2 separate regions of the Homo sapiens genome follow, and region 1 is linked to region 2. Evidence: read pairs that join two places in POLR2A ChIA-PET (ENCODE). Cell type or tissue: IMR-90. All regions are shown on one strand. Links, peaks and the distances in the headings refer to the core of each region. The heading gives the core; the rest is flanking DNA.

Region 1 (7,616 bases), core at 857-5,856, 53 kb after region 2:
TCACCTCCACCATGCACTTTATGTGCATTACCTATTTTTATCCTCACAATAACTCCATGCCATTCTGCTTTTTTCATGGTTTGTCTTCAAATGCGGAAATATGGGAAGAAAAGACAAACAACTGATAAAATGTTGAGTTAAGTGAATGTATTGATATGCAAACGAACAGCCTTTATATTGCCATGTAGGTTTAAAACAGAGATGTAGGCTGGGCGCGGTGGATCATGCCTGTAATCCCAGGACTTTGGGAGGCCGAGGTGGGCAGATCACAAGGTCAGGAGATCGAGACTATCCTGGCTAACTCAGTGAAACCCCGTCTCTACTAAAAATACAAAAATTAGTCGGGCATGGTTGTGGGTGACTGTAGTCCCAGCTACTCAGGAGGCTGAGGCAGGAGAATAGCTTGAACCTGGGAGGTGGAGCTTGCAGTGAGCCAAGATCGTTCCACTGCACTCCAGCCTGGGTGACGGAGTGAGACTCCATCTCAAAAACAAAAAACAAAACAAAACAAAACAAAAAACAGAGATATAAATAAGGGAATGAAATTGATGAGATAGAGAAAAGGCTTAATATGTACCTGGCACTGTGCTAAGTAAGCAATTTGTATACTTTACCTGTTATTTCTCAAAAAATCCATTAATTTATAGATGAGAAGTTAAGGTTCAGAGAGATTGAGTACTTTGTGCAGTTCAAACAATTATGTTTTAACATCAGATCTCTTTGGACCCCAAGCCTATGCTTGTCGGTGGATCAAGACAGGGAGGGTGTTCACTTTGGTGGGAATTTTGGTACCCTAACAGGAGGAACCCCTCTCCAGCTCACCCAAGTCCCTTGTGCCTGCACTTAGTGCCCTTATGTACTTTTTATTTATAATGTTGCTCTGCTTCTGGACCAAGGCTGTCAGAAGAGCCAGACAAGCAGCCTAAGTCACTTGTAGTGGAAACCCCTGATTTGGTTCTCTGTTTCCACCCTGGTGAATATCTGAACTGCTCAAGGCATAATGCCTTATAAATGCCAACTTTGTATTTATCAGCATGCTTCTTAGCTATAGCAATCAATAAGACATACCCTTCTTTTGCTAATGGCTACATTAAGAGGCATCTGTCCCTTTGCATTAAGGAATCACGTTATACTTGTCTGCCAATTGACCGAAATAAAGTATTTCCAGTAGCTGTATCTCTTAAAATGCTGCTGCTTTTCCTTTGGATTTGATACTAAAAATGCAGGTAAGATCAACAGAATGAGACTCCTAGTTCGCTCACCTCACCCGCTACTTACATTGGCACTGACCATGGGTCGAAACTAATAAATAAGCTTTTCTGGCATAAATGTCATGTGCAGCACTTCAGACATCTAGGAAAGTTCTAGAACTCTTTTCTACAAGCCATTTCTCTACTTAGCACTGTCAAAGAACTCATCCAAATATGTGATTGAACCCAGGAGCCCGAGGAAATTGAGCATTTGTGTTATGGATAATAATTTTTTATATTTTTTATCCCCACATCATTGGATGTAGGTCCAACTTAATTTGAGTAGGTCCAAGGCTAGACTACAGTTACGATCTTCATTAGCAAAGCAATATTGTATATTCTCCTCATCGCTGATTAATGGATTGTTTCCTTACATATATTGTAACTTTCTCTTTTTTTTTCAAGCCATTAATCATTTAACCTTACCCTCAGGCATGAGACAGGGTTTTATTTTTGTGCTTCTTAAGAGTATTCTTTAGACAGAATAAGTCATAAAAGCTCAAGTGCATTCATTCTCTTTTCAATTTGTGGATTTAATCCACCATAAAGCATTCCGACTATATAAAGAAATGAACCGTGTTAAAAGCAAGTATTATTAATGTGATACTTCCTCTGGGCACATTTGCCAACCAAAATATTAAACTTCCTTTAAAGAAATTCTTGAGAATTATTAGTTTGTCATTCAATTAAGGGTTTACATGTGTAAAAATATTCCAGCCATGATAATATGCCCTGCAATGTAATGTCAGATGTAGTTTTCCAAAAGGGATATTCAGGGGTCTATAATTTCCCATATTTTGGAGGTGGCCTAATTTTTCTCAATTAATAGAATACTAGAAAAGTGTGCTTTTAGCATTTTAGGCCAGTATTGGATACAATAGTCCATGTCCCTTTATGTTGAAAACATGAATGCCCAAATTGAATAGTTTCTATTTACCACTTTTCTGTTTGAACGTGTGGCCCACATCTGCTAGAATAATAAATGAAATACTAACTAAAATGTTTAAGCCCAAATAAAAATCACTACCCCAATTTGTTTTCTGTAAATGCTCAGAGTATTAATTCTAGCTCCCTCTCCCACCCTGTTCCCTTCCTCTTTCTTTACTTAGAACTAAACATGAAAAGTCATCTGTTCTTTTTTAGTCTAGAAATAGAAACCACCCTCCCACCCCATGCTCAGCCCAGGGAAGGTTACGGTGAGTTTGTGGCTGAGCAATGCAGGGGCTGACCCCATCTATGCTCCTGGAGGGGGATGGACAGGCACTGCCGACACAACGCAACAGCTGTTGCAGAACAGTCTCTTTCCCAGCAGAACACGGAGGGAACTGAGTCTCACTAGCTGCACTGGACATCTACATTTTAGTTTCTCCGAAAGGACAGGTGGTCCTAATACAGCCTGTCTCCAGCCCACCCTTTTCCCTTTTGTTCCTGTGAACATTGGTCTGCCCATCCCCAAGTGGTGCGTTAGTCATTCAAGGCTTTGGGGTGAAATATGATGCAAGAGGAGGAAGGGAAATCTTAGACACAGAACAAAGCCATTTGAGAGCTGTCACATCAGCCTAGGACTTTGATTTTGTGTGTTTTTGTCTTAAACACTGGTTGCTATAGCTACCGTGAGCAACACACATAAAGGAGCCAGGCAGTGGCTTTTCAGAATTGTGTAATACATTTTCTTTTTGAGCTTTTCTTGCACTGAATGTCAAGTCAAGGATACCTACTTTAATTAATGGTTAAATTGGAGTTGAAGATGAATCGTAATTAAGTACCTGACACTGATCATCTACAACCTCAGAGTAAGATTTTCAGTACTTCAGTTTTCTGCCAGATGTAGAAGTGTGCATGATACAGTTAATCAGGAAGAGTCTCGGAAACCCATTTAAAGCTTATTAACATTGATATTTATTCAGTTTTAAATACCCAGTGTCGGATTTATTCTGTTAATTTCAAGAAACAATTGGTAGGAATCACCCTTTGCTCTTCTTAAATGATTAGATAAGTATTTTTTCCATATCATTAGACATTGCAAAGGTTTAAGAGTTCTTGAACCGTGGAATCTTATGTAGAAGTTATAACGACTCTTTATAAAAGCTGAAGATCAACCTGCAACTTTCGATATTTCTCTACTTTATAATCTACTTTCTCTTTAGTGGCCTGCACACTGACTAAATAGCCATTGCAAACTCTTAATTTCCCTTTTGCTGAATTACCCTGCTCTCTGATCAGAGGCCATACTATCTGTGAAATTTTGCTTCAGAAAAGCCTGCACTGCAAAACCAAACAGTACAGAGATGTATAAAAGATCTCCTCAACCTTAACAGAGAAGCAAAAAGCAAAACATCTTCTTTGCTCCTGATGGAAATGATTACCAATTTAAGATTTCCCACAGAGAAGCCTCTCTCCATGATGCATGGAAAAATTTCCAGAACATAATCTAATAATAGCAAAATAAATAGAAATACTAAATAAATATGCCGACAAACCCATGGCTGATATCACTAATGGAAATCCAGAGTGCTGACAGTATGTGGGTTTTTCCTGTGACCCAGAGCATGTAAGAGGTATACACTCAATCTCAGTGATATCATATCGAGGTGTGGAATGTCACTGTGCTTTTCCATATGGAAAAAGTGAGGTACAGAAAAGGGATACGGCTTGTCCATGGTTATCTCGCACACAGGAGAGTTTATTACGGAGGTAAGCACCCTAGTGTTTGGCTGAGGCTTCTAATATATTGCCTGTTCTAGCACGTAAACTCTTTTTACTGTGAAGCCTTATTATGCTTTTCTTACATCTCACTGAACCTAGTGAGGTGATCAGGAAATAATTATTCTCATAATAGCTTTTAAAATGTATGCAAATAATACATATTCATGATAGAAAAAACTGAAATTATATTGTAGAAAAAAGAAAATAAAACTCAACTGTAATTCAATCACTTGCATTTTAGTGCATATCCTTTTAGCTATTTTCCTTGGCATATTCATTGTCTATATGTATATATAATATATAAACTTTTCTTTTGCAAGAATGAGACTGTACAACATAATTTTATTCTTTTCTTTTTGGCACATTTAGACTGCTAATATGTAAATATGTTAATAAATGTATTTCTACAACTTCATTTTTAATAGCTAAATAGCGACCTATTATTACACATAAATTCAGTAACTGAGTTAACCAATTCTTTAGGGGCTGTGCATTTAGTTTGTTTCTACCTTTTTTATGAAGTAGGAACACTAAAAAATACTAGAGTGAACATTTTTATAGTTAATGTTTGCAACCATGCTTAATTACAAATACATAATTATTGGTTGATTAGTATTAGTCTAATGATGTTTCCTCGGCCAGCAACTTATAGACTGCACATGACACAAAGTACATGCCTCTGAAGGATCCATATCCTACCTACCCGTGACACCATACCAATAGGTATCTGTTGAAAGCAGTTTTGAACTTTGCAGTCATTCCTACCTTGGTAATATTGGCAGGCAGGATTTTAGCACTGGGGAGAGGCGGAAAGAAGAGTTAAAAGTTCTGACTAAATAAAAAGATTTTTCATTAATGGAAGAGTTCAATTCCATTCCCTGCAGCAAATACTGAACAGGAATAGTCTCTAAATGTTCATGCGATAGAAAACACTATCTGTGTAAAGGGACAAATTGTGGGGAATAAACTGTGAAGGTCAGATTATCTTCTAAGAAGCCACATGGAGAAAGAAAACCCCTGATGAGAGAATCCCATCAACCAGTAGTAGATCAGCCTTGAAATATGAACTTTCATGGGATATCATGAATCCTTCTAGGAACTGCAAATCTCCTTGATTTTTCTGCCTGCAGTGTTTTGAAGATGTTTACAGTAAAACTGTAACCTAAGACTTGCCTTTCAGGAAAAGAGTAACTGGTAATCTGATCCTAGAAAGCTTTCTGCACTGGGCTTTTTAAATAGTAAGCGAGTAGAAGATTTTTCTCACTGTGCCCCCATAAAGGGAAAGAGATGGTAAGTAACATGCATTCAGTCACTCACTCTGGGCCAGGCACTATGGTAAACACTCTACATGCATCATTTCATTGCTTCCCTCCAACAACCTCATGAGTGCCTCATTATTATCCAGTTTTATGTAAGAGGGAAACACATTCAGAGGGATAAAAAATGTGCCTCAAGTTATAAAGCTGGTTGGTGGCAAAGACTAGATTTGAACATAGTCCTGCCAAACTGTAAATCAAATGTTTTGTTTTTCCTACCATATATACGTGTTTTAAATATCTTCCCTATAACTTTCTTGCCTAGATCTTGTTAATTCCTCTTTGACATAAAGCACATGCCTTGGCTAGCCAGGTAAAGGCAACTTTGTGAGTCTAGACCCTACTGTTTTTCATGGTAGCAGCCCTCAGAATACAGGCGCAAGGGCACCTTTGGCTTGAATAGAACTCCTCCTTCTCCAGATTCAGAGGGGGTCATAAGCCTGTGTATTTTGTAAGGGCACTTGTGTAGGAGCCTTTCAATTGGAGGCTGTTGATGGTTGTTGCTCATCTGAGGCAAGGCCTGCTGCTGTACTGGGTTTTCTTTGCTAACTTGGTAGGGACACAAGGCCCTCATGAATTATCAAACCTGAAGGGGTTATGAGAATCTCTGAATTTGTAGCCAGTCACTCAGAAGCGTGGGTATCCCAGGGACCCTTGAAGTGTGGCTGGCATCTGCAGTGAGAGTAGTCTTGTGGAGGGCTACTTTCTGTTTCTAGAAAGAAGCCTAGAGATAGCCACATGTTGAGGAAGACCCTTACAAAACTCTGATGAAAGGATTACAGAAAAATAAATATTATTTCAGTGGTTTATTTCACTAATTCAATCAAGTAATGATAACCCTAATAATAATAGTAATTAACAGCAATAGGCTGGGCAGGGTGGCTCATGCCTGTAATCCTAGTACTTTGGAAGGCTGAGGTACGAGGATTGCTTAAAGACAGGAGTTCGAGACCAGCCTGGGCAACACAGCAAGAACACATTTCTTAAAAGAAAAAAAAATAGCCATGTGCAATAGCATGTACCTGTTGTCCCAGCTACTTGGGAGGCAGAGGTGGGAGGATTGCTTGAGGCCAGGAGTTGGAGGCTGCAGTCAGCTATGATTGTGCCACTGCACTTCAGCCTGGGCAGAACAAGACCCTGTCTCTAAACAAAAATAAAAACAAAAATTTAAAGCAATAATAGCCCATAGCTTTTATTGAACTCTTACCCCATATCAGGTACTCTTTAAGCATCGTATACATATTCCAAAATCATCTGGTCTATTGCCTCCAATTTAAAGGCTCCTACACAAGTGCCCTTACAAAATACACAGGCTTATGACCCCCTCTGAATCTGAAGTGACTGGAGAAGGAGGAGTTCTATTCAAGCCAAAGGTGACCTTGTGCCTATATTCTGAGGGCTGCCACCATGAGGAAGAGTAGGCTCTGGACTCACAAAGTTGCCTTTACCTGGCTAGCCAAGGCATGTGCTTTATGTCAAAGAGGAATTAACAAGATTCAGTTCTGGCATTAACCTCCTAAAGTTGATGCAGACCCCACAAGTTGAGGGCTCAGCCCTTCACAAGACTACCCTCACTGCAGATGCCAGCCACACTTCAAGCGTCCCTGGGATACCCACACTTCTGACTGACTGGCTACAAATTCAGAGATTCTCATAACCACTTCAGGTGTGATAATTCATGAGAACAACTCACACAACTCAGAAAAGCACTACACTTAGGATTAGAGTTTCATTATAAAGAATGGAAATCAAGACTCTCTCAATGAAGACACACAGGGCAAGGTCTGGGAGGGTCTCGAATGCAGAGCTTCCATGTGTTCTCCTTCTGGGATCAGGATGTGTCACCCTCCTGGCACATCGATGTGTTGATCAACCAGGAAGATCCACTGAACTTCAGTGTCTAGAGTTTTTACTGAGGCTTCATTACATATTGAATCATTGGACACACAGCTGAACTCAATATCCAGCCCTCTCCCATCCCCAGAGATCAGGAGATTGGCTGATATCACAGGGCTTAAAGCCTCAACCATCTAATCACATGGTTGGTCTTTCTGATATCTAGTCCCCATCTTGGACCTTCTCTGTCTCATTAGCATAAACTCAGGTGTGACCCGAGGGGCTCATGAAAATAATAAAGACACTGACCACCGGGGAAATTCCAAGAATTTTAGGAGCTTCCTGCCAGGAATCCAGGACAAATTATTTATTATACAACAATACACATTATTTAATTTTCCCCTCACACCAGTTTATGAGGTAAGAATTATCTTCATTTTATAGGTAAGAAAATGAATGCTTCCAAGATGTATAGACTTAGTCAGTTAGAGATGCAGGATGTAATCAA
Region 2 (7,616 bases), core at 956-5,955:
CCAAGCCCACTGTGGTCAGCAACAAAAAAGGCCCAGATTCAGACTAGGAAGAGCCAGGTTACCCTACCTCACCCCTGCCTCCATGAAAACCAGCCCATTTCAGACAGTTTCTTTTTCTCCCAAGACCAGGTCAAACACAATGCAAGACAAACAAACGTGGATCAAATATCTGTTTTAAAAAACTAAAAACTGCTGGAAACTCCTATATTGGGGTGTTTGGGGAGGTATTGTCTCTCAACTTTCAAGCATCGCTGGGCTACAAACAAGTAAAAAAAAAAAAACTATATAGACATACACATAGTATATACTTAAAATTCAATTCTTTATAGTTCCAATTGAGGTAACTAAGCCAAACACCTTAATTACTACAGAAATCACACAAACGGTTAGTCAACAGGAAACACATCAAGTGTTACTCTAATCTTAAAGAATTCCAATACTTCATGGTGATATGAAATTGACTTTTTTTTTTTTCTTTTGAGACAGAGTCTCGCTCTCTCCCTCAGGCTGGAGTGTAGTGGTGCAATATCAGCTCACTGCAACCTCTGCCTCCCAGTTCAAGCTATTCTCCGGCCTCAGCCTCCCAAATACCTGGGATTACAGGCACATGCCACCACGAGCAACTAGTTTTTGTACTTTTAGTAGAGAAGAGCTTTCACCATGTTGGCCAGGCTGGTCTCGAACTCCTGACTTCCAGTGATTCACCTGCCTCGGCCTCCCAAAGTGCTGGTATTACAGGCATGAGCCACTGCGTCCTGCCTGAAATTGACTCTTGCAATTGATTAAAATCCTTTTTTTGCCTACTCTATGAAATACAGACAATGTGCATGAGTATAATAAACAGGCAGCTGTCCAAAAATATCACACACACACACTCAAAGTCATTTTAATAAAAGCATGATATTGACTTGACAGAAATACAGAAATAACACAGTACATTGAAAAACTGTGCCTGAGACAGGCAGCATTAATGGAGAGGAGGTCAGAATGCAGGGTCCTCTCCTCATGTGAGTAAGGCATTTTAGGGAGGGACCCTGGGAAGTCAGAGGAGGTATGGCTGGACAAGACTCAAGGAAGAGAAAATCAGCTCAAACAGGGCTGGGAGGCCCTGGGGACCTCACCTTCTAGACTCCACCTGTGTGTAGCAAACTCCACCCACAAGAAGAGTGACTGGGTCTGCAAGGTGCATGAATGGAATGGAAATCTACCCTCGCAAACAAGCCTGTCATTCATATGGTCCCGCTCAGCAAGAATAAAAATGAGAGGAACGTGAGAAAGGCTGTCCTAAGAGGCTGACCTCTCATGCTATAGTGTCATTTCAGCAGGCAAATAATCAAATTGCTTACTGTCAATATATGACCCAAAGCAATCAATTGTAGCGAGAAGGCACTTGGAGTTATCAATTTATGTAACAAAAATGACATTCCTTGGTGTTTCCTTCCTTATCTACCTCAACCCCCACCCTAGCCTACTCCCCGCGGCTGTCACACAGGGCAAAGGAGCTGGGATTTTGCCTTTGGCTGGTGTACTGGGACATTTCCAGAGCCACCGGACTTGCCTGCTTACTACTGTGGTGGATTATGAAAGGCCTTGTTATCCTGAGCTCCGACAGGGCAAATGCAAACACTTCGGCCTGGTGCAGGCCTTTAACAAGCCTGCAGCGGCTGCCGCCTGCAGAAAGCATGGTCGGTGGCAAGCTTGCCAACAGCCCAAGCCAGCTGACCAGCATCCAGCCACCACTTCTTTTCCAAACACTGACTGAACAAGCCTTGATTCAGCTCTTATGTTACACTCTGGTGAAGAACAGTGCAGAAGCACCAAGAGAATCATTTGAAAGGAACTATTCTGGGCATACACCAAGCACATGTTCCCATGGAATTGTTAATAACTCAGGGGTCCTTTATATTTGTTTGAACCTTCCATGTCTAGCTGTGGAAAAGACATATTTCTTTTTTCTCTCCAGGGACAATAAAGGCAGGAAAGTAAAACTCCTGGTAATGTCATATCCAGTCAAACAGGAAGGTTTGTAGGCTCAGGGCTGAAAGGTTTCCACAGCTACACTGAGCCAATATGAAAATAATTTATTTCACTTTCATCTGTTTCATTTCCTCCAAAATTATCATTCAGGTCCCTGACTCCCTCATCTATGAAGACAAGAGGAAACATTTTATAAACACAACAGAATACAGTGTTTAAAAAACACATGAGATATGGAGAAACCTGAACTTTCACTCATTGCTGGTGGAAATATAAAATAGTGCAGTCACTTTAGAAAACCATTTGGCATTTCCTCAAATTGTTAAACACCAAGTCTCTATATGACCCAGCAACTCCATACTTAGGTATTTACTCAAGAGAAGTGAAAACGCATGTTCGCACAAATACTTAAACACAAATGTTGACGGCAGCATTATTCATGATAGCTGAAGAGTAGAAACAACCCAAATGTCCATGAATAAAAAAAAATGTGGTATATCTATAAAACAGAATATTATTTTGCAATAAAAAAGAATGAAGTACCAATACATGCCATGACATGGATGAACCTTTGGAAAACATTAAACTAGATGAGAGACGTCAATCAAAAAAGACCACATATTACATGACTTCATTTATATTAAATGTCCAGAACTGGTTGATCCATACAGACAGAAAGCAGATTAGTAGTTGTCTGGGTCAGGGTTGAGGTCGATCTGTCAAACTACATGGGAAGAAACGAAGTTGAAACTATTGCCTAAAGTGAGACATCTGGCTTTTCCACAGTTAACAGAAAAGTATCTCTTCAAATAGGATGACCTTCCTGAGGAGAGCAAGGAAGAAAGAAGCACGTCAGGGGTCTGTGGTAGCAGCCAGGCCTGCCTTGCACCTGCCAACTTGGAAGAATCTAAATGCAAAACATTTAACATCCCTCATAGTGATCCACATGAACTTAAACCAACGTATACAAGAAAGACAAAGAGGTTTCTCATGCCAGGCACAGAACTTAGGTCTACACAGCACCCTTTGCAAACTGTCACCAGACACCTGCTCCAGTTATCTTGAATCAGCTACAGCCCCAATCTTCCAAAGTAAACTGAAGCAAAGATCCTCGGAATCACAGTGAACTTCAAAGGGAAATTTAGCTTTGTGCTAACGCCTCAGATGAAAAAAGGCAGGCCAAATCAAACCAGGTACGTTAAGTGTGATATCTGCCTGATATCTTGGTAGCAAGTTGATTTAATAATGGAAATAGGTGACCACTGCTGAGAAACAAGCTCTGAGGTTGCCCTTTGATAGATGGTGAAATCCAGGAAAGATGGCAGATTCTGCTTGCCCAATGCTTAAAATCAGGACAAGGCAAAGTATGTCACAAACACAACAGGGAAGGGGTCCAGCTCTGGGAGAAAAATAAACTGTCTTCCGACTGCAGCATCAGCTCTTCTGTGTTTTAAAATAAAATTTATAAAAGTAAGCTTCACCTTCCCTCCACCCACCGTAAATAGTGAGAGAAGGCCACACATAGGCAAGACAAGCATTTACATATACGTATACCCTGCAACCCTTTATTTAAGGGCTGAAACAGATTTGAGTCCCCTGGTATTACAATGTAAACAATTTTTCTTTCCATATAAGTATGTGCTGCACTCACAGCTGGTGGTGGTGTCAGTTTACATCCTCCTTTAGTTTTAGGAATAGCAGTGGGTAGAGGGATAGTGGCCTGCAAGTCAGACAATCAGAGTCCTCAACCTGGCTTCAACATTAACTAACAGGATAACCCCAAAATACTCTGGGCATTGCATTTAATCATGTGTGAAACAAGGTGGGATTATCAGTGGTTTTCTCTTTCCTTTTTTTTTTTTTTTTTTTTTTGGTAAGCTGTGAAATCATTTATACAAATGAAATCTCATGGAGAATCTCAATATATATAAGAGCTTAAAGCAGACAGGCTGCTTAAAGCTGGAAGGGATACGGGGGAAGGGAGGGGTCTCCCTTGAGGCATCTTCTGGAATCCTGGGACTCCACGGCACATAATATGAAAACCACTGACAAGTTCCCCTGAATACAAAAAGTCAATTCCACTTTTAGTAAAATACGTCTTTAGAACTTTAACTGAAACCACAGAAGACAAAATGGAAAGACTAACGATTTCTAATCCCTACTCCTGGGGAGGGGGTGGTGTGTGGAATGGGGGGCAGGGGCAGAAGTATTACAAGGGGTCCTTCATTCATAAGCATGTGAATGTCTGATACATATACACATGCCTATTTTTCCAATGAATTTATATGCTGCGATTGATAAAAGTAAAATTCATTTAAAGTGTTAAAGAAATTCAAGGTCATGTGAGAATCTGATTCTTTTTTATTAAAAAGGAACATTCTAAAAGATTGGGAGCCACTGCGACAGAGAAATAAACAATATTCCATCTGAAATAAATGATGTAAATTGATCTCTTAAAAATACTAACAATGGCCTTTAAAAAAAAATTTAAAGATTCTACTACCTACACTGACAAACTAGTTAGATCCCTTGTTTACTAGCTGTGGCTATTAGAATGCTGCTTGGGCAGGATTATGAGGCATGTCCAAGCTGGGTAGGAAAGAATGTCACCTTTGATAAGCATTGTCTAGCATGGCAGTGGAAGGAATAGGAAGTGGGGGAAGAACATGTCTCCTGTATTGGTACTCCAAGCTACGCCAGACAATCATCTTTATCAGGCAATCATCTAAGATATGACAATTAGCAGAGACCTGTGTTCTAACTTGACTCGGACATTATGCTAAAACACTGGAGAGTTTTCAACAGCATAAGCCATAATATGTGCTTCAAAACTTTGACTTAATTACTTATATTTGTTCACCTTGTGACAACTGATAGTATAAGAAATTCTCATTTAATACTATTTAAAAAAACAAACAAACAAGTCTGACTTCAAAAAAGTTTATAACTCCCGACCAGATGACTATACTAAATGAATTATGGCATTATTATGATCACATACTTTGTCATATATTTTTAAGCCTAAATAGTAGAAACATGAGAACCTCAGTAAATGCAAGCCAATAGCAGCTACCAGTCATGGTAAAAATTAATGATGTTTTATCTTAGAAACTATGTATCAAAGTTTTATCCATTTAGAATCAGCCCCATTAAAAAATGAAACCTACATAAAGAAAGTTACAAAATGTGAATCTAGCAATCACATATTTCACTTAAAATAAGAATTAAGGAGGAATGGCTAAATCAGAAAATAAAAGGAGTGTTTTATATTTCTTAAAATTTATCTTTCAGAAGTTCATAAAATAATATGGAACTCATCATTAATGAGAAAAATATGTTTGAATATTTTTAGTCCACAACTTTACTAGTCATAGCAGGGGAGAGGCTGTTTAAAATCATTATTCTGTGTTATATTAAAGATTGTTCACAAGATTTTTTTCAGTGCAAATTCAAGAAATATAGAAAATTAAGATAAAACATCTCATAATCCATTTTACACTGGAGGTGTTATTTATTCATAGAATGTGAGTGAAGTGTCTGATTATTTTACTCAGAAAGGCAACTGACACTCTTGGAAATTCTGTTCCTTCGGTCAATTGTGTAGAGTCCAATCATCTGGCATTTGAATGATGCAAGAAATTAACAAATCAACTGGGGAGAAATATTCATTTTTGCAAGCTAGGAAGACAATGAGTTGATGTTTTGGGAGAAGACAAATGTGACTTCCTCCTCTGCAGCAGCAGCCTTCCTCCAGAGAATCCTCTTGTAACAACTATTACACCACTGGGTCAAACGTGTCCCCCAAACAAATGCACAGGGACCTACCCACCAACACCTGCCCTAGAAGAGAGTGCCACAGGATGTATGTGCATGCATGTGTTTTCTTAAATACAGATGGAGCACTTTAAAATAGAGTCCCAGAAAATAAAATCTGAACAGAACCATAATACTCAGTATGTCTTCTCTAAAGTGTGCTGGGAAACACTTCATTATATTCTGTTACTGGGATTATTACAATCATCTAAAATTTTAAACATGAAGCTCTCTGTGCTTGGAAGAAGATTTATTTCTCTGTTTAAATTACCTAAAGCAAACCTAAAGTGCTTTACCAAACCTAAAGCATTTAAAAGAAAAACCATTTCTCCTACAATATTGGTTTATGATATATTGACAAAAAGGCAATTGGACCGTAAGTACAGCATTTTGTAAAATTTAGGTGCTGTACAGGCAATGCTGCAAATATTTTAGACAAGCATTTGGATCTGTTTTACAACACCATGTATAAACAAAATATACTGGGCATAACATTTCTTTTATCACATAAATCATTATAATATAAACTTCTCCCTCTCTCCTCATAATATTTGGATTATTTCATTGTTCTACCTCCTTATTTTCCAAACAAGTTTAGTCCAGTGGAAAAACTATGTATCATTTCCCTGGTTTTTATGCCTTCAGAAAAGCCTTCTTTGTAGCAGTCACACCATCAGCAGAAAACTACTAAGATTAAGAAAACACTAAGGCAAACTCCAGGAAATGCAAACTGGCAAGAAAATGACAGAAGCTAGCCTGAGGTTTCCCTCCAGATAATGAGGAGAGGGTATGTTAAGATAATTAATTATGCGAAACTGAAGCAAGAGACCCTTAATCACAGAGAAATATTTTAGATCATTTAAAATGTACCTGGAGATATCGTAAGTTTCCTTCCAAAGGGTTTAATGACTGCTTATTATATTTATGAAAAGTGCTGGCTTATTTGCATTGCTAATTACTCCCATTTCTGGTCATTTCAAAAACATTGAGATTTAAACAGATAAATTCGCAAACAGGCCATTTAAGAAAGGAAAAATATAAATGACCTAGGGAGGAAAGTTATATTTAATAAATTTTTAAAATGCAAAAATACCATGTGATAGCTTTTGCTAGTTGTCCAATCACAGATAATTGTAATATAATAATACTCATTGTAGGCAATGGTGAAGTGAAAAATGCTTTAATGCTCTTTCACTGTCAAGAGCGTCAATTTGCAAAACTTTGTTGTTGTTTTGGTTTTGGTTGGTTTTTTTGTTTGTTTGTTTTAGAGACAGGGTCTCATTCAGACCCTCGGGCTGGGGTGCACTGGCTGTATCATAGCTCACTGCAGCCTCAAATTCCTGGGCGCAAGCAATCCTCCCACCTCAGCCCACACACCCCAAGTAGCTGGGACTACAGGTGTGTACCACCATGCCCATCTACTTTTTTTCCTATTTTTTTTTTCTTTAATTTTTGTAGAGATGGGGGTCTCCCTATGTTGCCCAGGCTACTCTCAAACTCCTGGGCTCAAGTGATCCTCCTGCCTTGGCCTCCCAAAGTGTTGTAATTACAGGCATGAGTCACTGTGCCTGGCCCCTGCAAAATCTTCCTTGAGGATGATTTGGTCATATAGATGTTCCTTGACTTACAACAGGGTTACATCTTGATAAAGCCATTGTATGTTGATAACACTGTAAGTTGAAAATACATTTAATACACCAACCTGCTGAACACTATAGCTTAGCCTAGCCTACCTTAAACATGCTCAAAAACACTTACATTACCCTACAATTGGGCAAAATTACCTAACACAAAGCCTATTGTATAATAAAGTGTGGAATATCTCA

What was found. ChIA-PET counts read pairs that join two places held together with the same protein. Peaks named below come from ENCODE experiments on the same cell type or tissue, not always from the same donor. Only the 100,000 strongest peaks of a DNase experiment are listed, where the experiment ranks them.
Region 1: POLR2A ChIA-PET joins it to region 2 with 5 read pairs; 4 of 35 experiments call an interaction of 5 or more read pairs at or near these places.

The regions. Positions count from the first base shown.
Region 1 is chr14:59,156,863-59,164,478 of GRCh38, reverse strand. It overlaps LOC107984642 (a long non-coding RNA gene), which reads right to left and starts at 6,335. Exons shown (of 2, transcript XR_001750928.1): 1 at 6,295-6,335. In IMR-90, for the core only: no CTCF peak of the experiment used is centred there; DNase peaks (open chromatin) are centred at 2,808 and 5,118; H3K4me3 peaks cover 219 bases; H3K27me3 peaks cover 706 bases.
Region 2 is chr14:59,209,583-59,217,198 of GRCh38, reverse strand. All of the region lies in intron 1 of DAAM1 (dishevelled associated activator of morphogenesis 1), which reads right to left. Among named protein-coding and RNA genes, the nearest start is that of DAAM1, 25 kb to the right of the region's middle. In IMR-90, for the core only: no CTCF peak of the experiment used is centred there; DNase peaks (open chromatin) are centred at 1,718 and 3,628; H3K27ac peaks cover 152 bases.